Regions from separate parts of the Homo sapiens genome. Here all the other regions are linked to region 2. Evidence: chromatin contacts called from ENCODE Hi-C data. All regions are on one chromosome and are shown on one strand. The core of a region is the stretch at or near the end of the contact, and the rest is flanking DNA. Distances in the headings are between cores, read along the strand shown.

Evidence for each region. Hi-C counts contacts between places; a loop is a spot of excess contacts on that map. Pooled maps may share reads with other maps.
Region 1: a loop to region 2 is called in a map of CD4-positive, alpha-beta T cell, with 8 times the contacts of the local background. The contact joins the promoter of BANP here to the promoter of ZCCHC14 in region 2. A Hi-C loop is called at or near these places in 2 of 168 maps with a recorded cell type or tissue (CD4-positive, alpha-beta T cell and naive thymus-derived CD4-positive, alpha-beta T cell), 6 of 37 single-sample maps with no recorded cell type and 16 of 50 pooled maps.
Region 3: a loop to region 2 is called in a pooled map, with 20 times the contacts of the local background. The contact joins the enhancer-like site here to the promoter of ZCCHC14 in region 2. A Hi-C loop is called at or near these places in 3 of 37 single-sample maps with no recorded cell type and 4 of 50 pooled maps.

The regions. Positions count from the first base shown.
Region 1 is chr16:87,950,165-87,952,945 of GRCh38, forward strand. It overlaps BANP (BTG3 associated nuclear protein), which reads left to right and starts at 1,270. Exons shown (of 14, transcript NM_001386991.1): 1 at 1,270-1,351. RefSeq lists enhancers at 626-935, 1,195-1,837 and silencers at 1,126-1,425, 1,436-1,555, 1,586-1,645, 1,666-1,765.
Region 2 is chr16:87,491,771-87,494,636 of GRCh38, forward strand. ZCCHC14 (zinc finger CCHC-type containing 14) reads right to left here and starts at 1,254. Exons shown (of 13, transcript NM_015144.3): 1 at 1-1,254. The coding sequence starts at 468. ZCCHC14-DT (ZCCHC14 divergent transcript) reads left to right here and starts at 2,417. Exons shown (of 4, transcript NR_110943.1): 1 at 2,417-2,465. RefSeq lists a silencer at 1,193-1,372.
Region 3 is chr16:87,805,456-87,808,515 of GRCh38, forward strand. No RefSeq gene overlaps it. Among named protein-coding and RNA genes, the nearest start is that of MIR6775, 28 kb to the right of the region's middle. RefSeq lists a silencer at 203-541 and enhancers at 466-1,409, 1,405-1,804, 1,410-2,351, 1,885-2,004, 2,055-2,194. Within about 2 kb of position 1,421, at least 23 of the 41 ENCODE cell types and tissues checked have a DNase peak (open chromatin) inside an H3K27ac peak, as active enhancers do.

The DNA.
Region 1 (2,781 bases), core at 20-2,519, 460 kb after region 2:
CCGCGCCCGGCCAGCATTTTCTTTTTCCCAGTGAAAATAGCTGCCTCGCCCTGTGTTTGGGAGCTCAAAGGCATTCTTGCTCATTGCAAATAATTGAGGAAACAGAGGCGAGTATAAAGAAGAAAATGAAAGGCAAGGTAATCCTAGATTAGCAGAGGGAGATAACCAGGAATGACATTTCTGGGAACTGCGCTATGGTTTGGGAATTTTTTCCTGTGATTACCCACAAACGCACATTTGCACATTTATTCTACGTGTGCACATTCACGTCATCACTTTTTTTTTTTTTGAGACAGAGTCTCGCTCTGTCGCCAGGCTGGAGTGCAGTGGCGCGATCTCGGCTCACTGCAACCTCTGACTCGCGGGCTCAAGCGATTCTCCTGCCTCAGCCTCCCGAGTAGTTGGGATTACAAGGCGCCCGCCACCACGCCCGGCATAATTTTGTATTTTTAGTAGAGACAGGGTTTCGCCATGTTGGCCAGGCTGGTCGCGAACCCTTTACCTCAGGTGTTCCGCCCGCCTTGGCCTCCCACAGGGCTGAGATTACAGGCGTGATCCACCGTGCCCGGCCGCCATCACTTATTTATATTATGTGTTACCTATAGGACTTATCTAAGACCATAATCACTGCCGCGTGTGCTAAGTCCCGCGCGCGTGCACTCAGGCCCCTCTGGATAGACACTGGGGACCCCTGACCACTTATGTCAGGGAAAACGCCACCAAGCGCTCCGGAACCTCAGGGCAGGACCCGCCGCAGCAGCAGGTAGGACCCGCTGGGGGCGCACAGCCCACCTGAGACATCGTAACTACAAGTCCCAGCAACCCTTGGTGCGGGGACAGGACGGGCCACCGGAGTCCGGAGAGACTACAAGTCCCGGCAGGCATGGCCCAGACGCAGGGACTACGAGTCCCCGAATGCATGGCTCCCAGCTTGCGCAGGGCACCCTGGGAGGTGTAGTAGTTGAGGGAGCTAATGCGTATTCATTCCGTCTCAAAGAAGATGCAAATTCCTCAGACCGTCCACTGAGGTGATTGTTCTCACGCAGGCCATGGGCGTGGGCGAAAAACGGGGGGAAAAAAGCCCTGGGAAGCCGGTACCGTCGCGGAAGAAGGCCGCCTGCGCATGCTCACCAGGAGGCCGAGCGGGAAAAGCGCGCGCAGCTGGCCTCACTGCCACAGGGGTGCCCCGCCCCCGGGCCCGCGCGCCCAGTGAGCCTGCGCGGAGGGCGGGGGCCGAGCGTCGCGGGGAGGGGCTCGCGGCGCCTGCGCAGAGCGGCGGCTTCTCTCGCGAGGACGGACGCCATTATCGCATCTCCCCGACAAACACCACGAGAATTCCGCAGCCCACACGGTAATTGCAGCTCCCGCAGCCGGTCGCGCCTCCGCCTCCCCCTTCCCGCGGGGCGAGAGCGAGAGCGAGATCTCCCTCCTCCCTCCTCCTCCCGCCCGCCGGGCCGCCCGCGCCGCAGCCCCGCCGCCGCCAACCGCCCGGGCCGGGCGATCGCCCCCCGGGCCCCGCTCCCCGTCCCCGGCCGCGCCCCGGAAGAGGGGCTCCCGCTTCCTCGCTTCCGCACCCCCGGCCCCACCGCGCCCGGCGTCCGTTGAGCCGCGGCTGCCGCAGCCCGGCCCGGGGGCCTCGCGCTCCCGACCTCTGTCCCGGGCCTCGCCCCGCGGGAAGGACCCGGAGCCACGGCGGGGAGACTGGAAAGGCCTAGAACCGCGCCCGGGCTCCTCTGGGGCCCGAAGTCTCCCAAGGGGGTCGCTCCTGCCAGCCAGGCGGGAGCGACAGGCATCGTTTTTGTGCCTCCTCCGTGGCTGTGGACCGGAGCCCCATAGCCCAGGACTTGCACACGCAAGGGGCGCTCTCGGGGACCGCAGACCTCGGCGACGACCCCAGCCCGTCCCCCGAGGGGCCCCGATGAACGAGGACCTCGGGGTGCCCCCTCCCCAGCACGTTTGTGCGATTTCTGTGATCTAGTCCTTAAGGAAGGTGGCCGTTTTCTTTTTCCCCCCTAGGATGCAGAAAGTAGATGACATTCCATCCACACTGTGTGAGCAAATTGGAGAGATTGCCTTGATAGAGGACTGATGTTTTTCACTGATGAGATGGTAGGGGTTGTCTTGCTATTGGAGAAATACATCATCCCTGAAGAACTGTGAGCAAGTGGAGCGAGTGTGGGCTTTGAAGGGTAGCGAGCTTGCACCCTGACCGGGGAGGGCCCGGGTCACACAGTTGTTGATGTGGAACAGGTAATTGCCCTGTTTGGAGTTGCCTGTTCTGCCCAGGAATGTACTCCAGGGCCTGATGGCGATGCTGGAACTCGCACTACAGTAAATAATTGATAAGAGGAGGCAGTTGTAGGGTTCACTTTTAGCTGGAAGTTCTTAGGGGACAGAAAAATAACTTGGAGTAGTGAGTGGTTCTGAGTAAGCTCAGGAAACGTCAAATAAAAACTGGATCTGGTCATTTAACACGCAGCTCGCAGATATCCAGTGCTAGAAGAAAACACCAAAACGCGGTAAAATTCTGTATGTGGGTCCACTTCCCGTGTCTGGCGATTAAAATAAGAATATATTCTTGCGATGTTGGATTCTGTCATCATTGGCGTTAATATTTTTATTTTTTTGGAGATAGGGTTTCACTCGGTCCCCGAGACTGGAATGCAGTATCGTGATCTTGGCTCACTGCAGCCTCGGCCTCCCTGGCTCAAGTGATCCTCCCACCGCAGCCTCCTGAGTAGCTCGGACCACAGACGCCACCACCCCGGCTAATTTTTGTAT
Region 2 (2,866 bases), core at 4-2,503:
CTCCTGGCGCAGCACCTGCTTCTGGTGGAAGCTGAAGGCCGGGTGGTTGGAGGCCATGGTGAACAGCAGCAGGAACTCATCGCCCGTGCGGCCCTCGTTAAGCTGCAGCCCGTAGTTGTGGATGATGGAGTCGATGTGCGTGAGCGTGCGGTAGAGCACGCCCGCCGCCTCGCGCTGCTCCGAGCCCAGCAGCGCCAGCGACACCAGCAGCTTGCTGCGCACCACCTCGTCCGTCAGGTTGGTGAGGCTGCCCAGGTCGGCCGGGTTGTTGGCCTTGATCTCCGAGTCGCGCAGCGAGTGGTAGTCCTTGCGGGCCAGGTCCTCCAGGCACGAGCCGAGGAAGCGAAGCTCGAGCGGGATGCACAGGTCCAGCAGGCCGCACAGGAACTCCACGCGCTGCGGCGACGGCAGCTCCGAGAACCAGCGGTACACGCCGTCCCTCTGCAGCGGGCAGCGCTTCTCCACCATGCTGCCGCCCGCGCCGCGCCGCGACCCGGGGCCGGGGACCGCGCGGGGGCGGCCGGGGGGCGCCGGGGGCCGCGGCCGGGGCGCGCCGGGACCGGGGACGCGCGGGCCGGGGCCGGGTCCGGGCGAGGGCGCGCGGGCGCCGCGGGCCGGGCGGGCGCCGGGGCGGGGGCGGGGACCGGGGCCGGGCAAGGCTCCCGTCAGGGGCCGGCGGGCGGGCGCGCGCGGGGCGCCGGGGGGGCCCGGGGCGGCCGGGGCGGCCGGGGGCGGCGAGCGGCCTCGGGCCCCCCGCTCACGGGGAGGCGCCTTCCCCGCGCCCGTGCCCAGCGGCGGCCGGTGCGCGGCGGCGGCGGCGGCTGCTCCTCGTCGTCGTCGTCGTCGTCGCCCGGGAGGCGGCCGCCCCCATCTCCCCCCGCGCCGCAGGGTCTGTCACTGCGGGCCGCCCCCCGACGGAGCCGCCCCGGCCATGCCGTCGCCGCCGCCCGCGCCTCCGCCCAGGCCGGCCGTTACCCCGGGCCGCGGGCGCGGCGTCGCCGCCTGGGGAGCGCTGGGGGCCGCGGCCGCGAAACGGACGCTGGAGGGGGAGGGACGCGCGGCGGGAGGCGCGGAGGGATCCGGCCGGGACTTGCCGGCCTTGCTGCTCCCGCGCGGCGGACGGATCCGGGCCCGAGCGCGGCGGCGGCGGCGACGGCGACGGCGACGGCGACGGCGACGGCGGAGGAGGCGCCGGCCGAGGAGCGGAGGGATCGTCGCGCTCGCGGCTGACGGGCGGCCGGGATCAGCAGAAGTGGGCGGGGTGGCCGCCTCTCGCGACAGCCCGGGCCTGCCGGGCCCGTCCCCCCCCCACTGATTGGCTCAGGCGGCCCGTTCTCGGCCCGTGATTGTGCCGGGTCCCCAATCCCATTCGCCCGTTCCGCGGCCACGCCTCCCTGGGGGCTGTCGATCATGTTGGGGCCACCGCCTCCCGTCCCTCGGCGGCCGTCAAGACGCGATTGGTCCGCGGAATCGGAGAGGCGGAAAACCCGGGCTGGATTTCTGGTTGCTTTTGTTCCCGCAAATTTGCGTGGAGCATTGTTTTTCGGCGAAAACGGGGCGTTCGGCCTTCCTGCTTTATTTTTGAGCGGTGTAAGAGGGAGGTAGTGGGTATCTTCGAGAAACGGCCGCCGCGGGGTCCGGAGCCCCGGGTTCCAATCCCGGGTCGGCCACTGCAAAGCTGTGTGACCTTGGGCGAGTCACTTGGCCTCTCTGAGCCCCAGGCGCCTCCCCGGGAAAAAGAGGGTAATAATAACCGCCCCCGAGGTTTGTGCGAAGGTGTTGAGCTCACAGAGGGCCGGCACCGGCACTTTTGAGGCGGCTGACTTGCCCTGGGGGTGTGATGGGAGGTGCAAGCTTTCTCCAAAAGCCTCGTCCAAATGGAGCCTTTAAATCCGCCTTCTTTCCGCGGCTACTTCACCAGCTCGCCAAACGCAGAAAATGCAAACACAGGGGAGGGGGCAAGGGAGCTGACCTGGCTGGAAGTAAACAGAAACGCCACCCTCCCCTGGCACTTGCATTGGCACCGGATTGCAGGTGGGGGAAGGGCCGGTGCACCCAACCACCTTTAAATCCCACCACTTACACACAGGCATAGAAGTAGAGCCGCGGGGGCTGGACGCTCATTCCTCCCCTGCCCTTCCCCTAGAGCGCTGCTTTGAATGTCTGTTGATCTAGAACGGGGTCTGTTCATTCATGGGTTCCAGGTCCCAAGCGCCCGGGGGCAGCTGAGAGCAAAGCTGGCGCCCTCCCTACCCTGTGGAGCTTACACTCTGGTTCTGGGCAGTGCACACTAGAGATTGGTTAAATCAATGAATGAACTTTTTCAGGATATGGTCCAAGGTGCTGAAAACTTCCTAACAAAACTCTTCAGCCGAATCTGGCACGCCTGTGGTTCCAGCTACTGGGTAGACCGAGGCAGGAGGATCGCTTGAGGCCAAGAGTTTAAGACCAACCTGGGCAACATGGTGAGACCCCCCCTCCCCGCCCCAGTCGCTCCAAAACAAACAAACCCCACATTCTCCAGTCTTAGGTCTTCGAGGATGAACAGAGATTGCAGAAAGGCATGGTTGGGAACAAAAAAAATTGCTCTCCACTCCCCCAGCCCCCTCCACACCTTGGGCACATTTCCCTGGAGCTGCCCCAGTGTTCTTTGTCAGTGTAGGAAGAAGCAAAAATCTAAATGGAGTCAGGATGGCCTCCCACATGGGCACAAGGGCAAGGCTGGGGACAGTTGGGTCTCCTCATCTTATTTCCCAGGTCTAGGCTGATTTCTATTAATAATTAAATTAATCGTCGTTGTCCTGGACCTCACTTCTTAATGTGATTCCAGGGAACTGGCCACATTCCAAAATTCATAATCTAAGGT
Region 3 (3,060 bases), core at 171-2,670, 310 kb after region 2:
CTCTTGTTGCCAAGGCTGGAGTGAAGTGGCACGATCTCAGCTCACCACAACCTCCACCTCCCAGGTTCAAGCAATTCTCCTGCCTCAGCCTCCCGAGTAGCTGGGACAACAGGCATGCACCACCAGGCCTGGCTAATTTTGTATTTTTAGTAGAGACAGGATTTCTCCATGTTGAGGCTGGTCTCGAACTCCTGACCTCAGGTGATCCGCCCGCCTCGGCCTCCCAAAGTGCTGGGATTACAGGCATGAGCCACCATGCCAGGCCAATTTTTTGTATTTTTAATAGAGAAGCGGTTTCACCATGTTGGCCAGGCTGGTCTCGAACTCCTGACCTCAGGTGATCCACCTGCCTCGGCCTCCCAAACTTACGGGATTACAGGTGTGAGCCACCGTGCCTGGCGGGCCCTGTGTTTTGATACCTGAGAAGGTGCAGCTCACCTGGTTCTGGAGTTTAATTGGACCCTGAGTTCTCCCAGTGGAAGTCTGAGAAGGCCAAGCTGAGCTCGATGGCTGTCAGAATCCTCATTTACATTGGATGAACAGGGCGCAGTTTCCCCTGCTCCGGAGGATGGTGGGGTGAGGTGGGAGCCCAGCCTGGGGGAGTGGGGGCAATAGAAGCTGTGGGAGCAGCAGCCCCCCAGGGGCCAGGACCACGAAGCCTCCAGGGACGAGCAAGGAGGCCGCAGAGGGCCAGGCATCAGAGTGGAGAGCAGACGCACAGGACACCCAGAGAGGCCCCTGCCCCTACCTCGCCCCCTCCAAGAACATGCTCTTCCAGTGAAGTCACTGCAGCCCCACTCCCTCCCCACACGGAGGAGGAGGCAGCTTTAGGGTACCTAGGACACGAAGGTGACCAAGACACACCACTGTGGTCAAGGGGCGTGTGGCTGAGGACGACATCTGTCAACCTCCCTTACCATGACTCACGTTCAGAAATCCACAGACATACGCATACATGTGTCGGAAACAAAAGTGGCACCGACAGTTCTCTCAAAGGAGCCGTGTTCTGCGCAGACACCCGCAGCCCCTGTCCAACATACAGCCAGGTAAAGCTGCAGCCGGGCCTCCCGGCACCCCAGGCCCCTCCCTTTGCAGCCGGGGCACGGCCCACAGCTCTTTAAAAAGCCCACTGCCTTACATCCCCACGCTGTCCTGCAGAAGACTGCAGTCAGGTCTTCTGCCTCCCAGAATCATTTCCCCAGCAGCCCGGCGGCGCCCACCCAGCCCCAACGGGGCCTGTCCTGGGAGGTGCCTGCAGGGCGGCTCTTGTTTTCTTTCCCACTTCTGTGCCCACGTGCATTTGTAAGGGCTCCGGGAGGAGGGGGCTTCCCTTTTCTGTGGGTCTCTTTCAGGTCCTCCTTCCACAGAGCTACACAAGGCCCCACTAATTGCTCTAATTGCCTTGCCGCCACCTGGTGCAGATGCAGCCGCCTTTCCAAACGGAGCTGCCGGGCAGGGCTGTAACTCATACTTCCTGCTTGAATCATGTCTGCCTCTTACATCAGCCACCAGCCTCTTTTTCATCCAGCATGGGAGGGTGCAGCTGGGGCAGAGCTGCCGTTGATGTAAAGTCACTAAGCCCTGGGGGCTGGGTTCATGAGTGGGATGGGAATGGAGGTGCCCCGGGGGCTCCTCTTTCTCTCCAGAACATGCTGCACCCTTTGTGGGCAGGTTGGCACCTGTACAATTGGAGATAATGGGTGTCATACGGTCCAGTTGCTCCTCTGAGCTGCTCTGACACGCACCTGCCCTCACCTGGGACACGGCAGGCTCCCCTGTGAGCCACCCCTGGAGGCGCGGTTCCTGGAAGCAGGGAGGGAGGAGGGCAGGGAGGTTGGGGTGGGGCCCTTTAAGGAGTCAGCCCTGCCCTTTAATCCTCACAGGGACGATGGGAGCCAGGATGGCTGCCAGCGTTTCGAGATAACGCCAGCCATGCAGGGCCTGGAAGGGGGAGCATCACCCAGGCACCTCACAGAGCACACATATGCAAAGCCACACGGTCCACACCCCAGCAGACACGGGAGAGAGGCTTCGCACCACCAGCTCCCAGTGATGATGCTGCCTGCCTGCAGCCTGGTGTTTGCAGCTGGACTTAGTTCTTAACCAGGGGATACAGCAATGTTTAGAACAGGGGTGTCCAATCTTTTGGCTTTCCTGGGCCACCCTGGAAGAAGAATTGTCTTGGGCCACACATCAAATGCACTAACAATAGCTGATGAGCTAAGAGAAAATCACAAAAAAAATCTCATAATGTTTTAAGCAAGTTTACGAATTTGGGCTGGATGCAGTGGCTCATGCCTATGATCTCAGCACTTTGGGAAGCTGAGGTGGGTGGATCACTGAGGTCAGGAGTTCGAGACCAGCCTGGCCAACATGGTGAAACCCCGTCTCTACTAAAAATACAAAAATTAGCCAGGCGTGGTGGTGCCTGCCTGTAGTCCCAGATACTTGGGAGGCTGAGGCAGGATAATTTCTTGAACCCAGGAGGCAGAGGTTCCAGTGAGCTGAGATTACGCCACTGCACTCCTGCCTGAGCAACAGAGCAAGACTCCATCTCAAAAAAAAAAAAAAAGTTTATAAATTTGTGTTGGGCCTCATTCAAAGCTGCACTGGGCCACAGGTCGGACAAACTTGGCGTAAAATATTTTTGGGTTGTCACAATTAACTAACGGGGAGGTTGCTGCTGGCCTCCAGTCGGTGGAGGCCAAGGATGCTGCTAAGCATCCTGCAATGCACAGGAAACAACCAATTAACCCCACAGTGAAGAATTATCCAGCCCCCAATCCCAGTGACCAAGACTGAAAAACCCGGGCTGGGAGAGACAGTGCTGCCATCGATTGCTTATGTCTGCCACTGGTGCAGACAGGGTGGTGGTGATGCCTGCAATCCTAATCCCACCCGGCAGACTGTCCTGAATGTATAACCCATCTCACCTCCCACTGTTCTCTCTGGGACCTTCACACCTATAGTCTCCTTTGCTCTGTGAGCTCCAGGTTGAGGAGAGGTGCTTGGACCTGGGCCACCATGTTGCACAACTGCGTAGGTTCTGCAACATGTTGG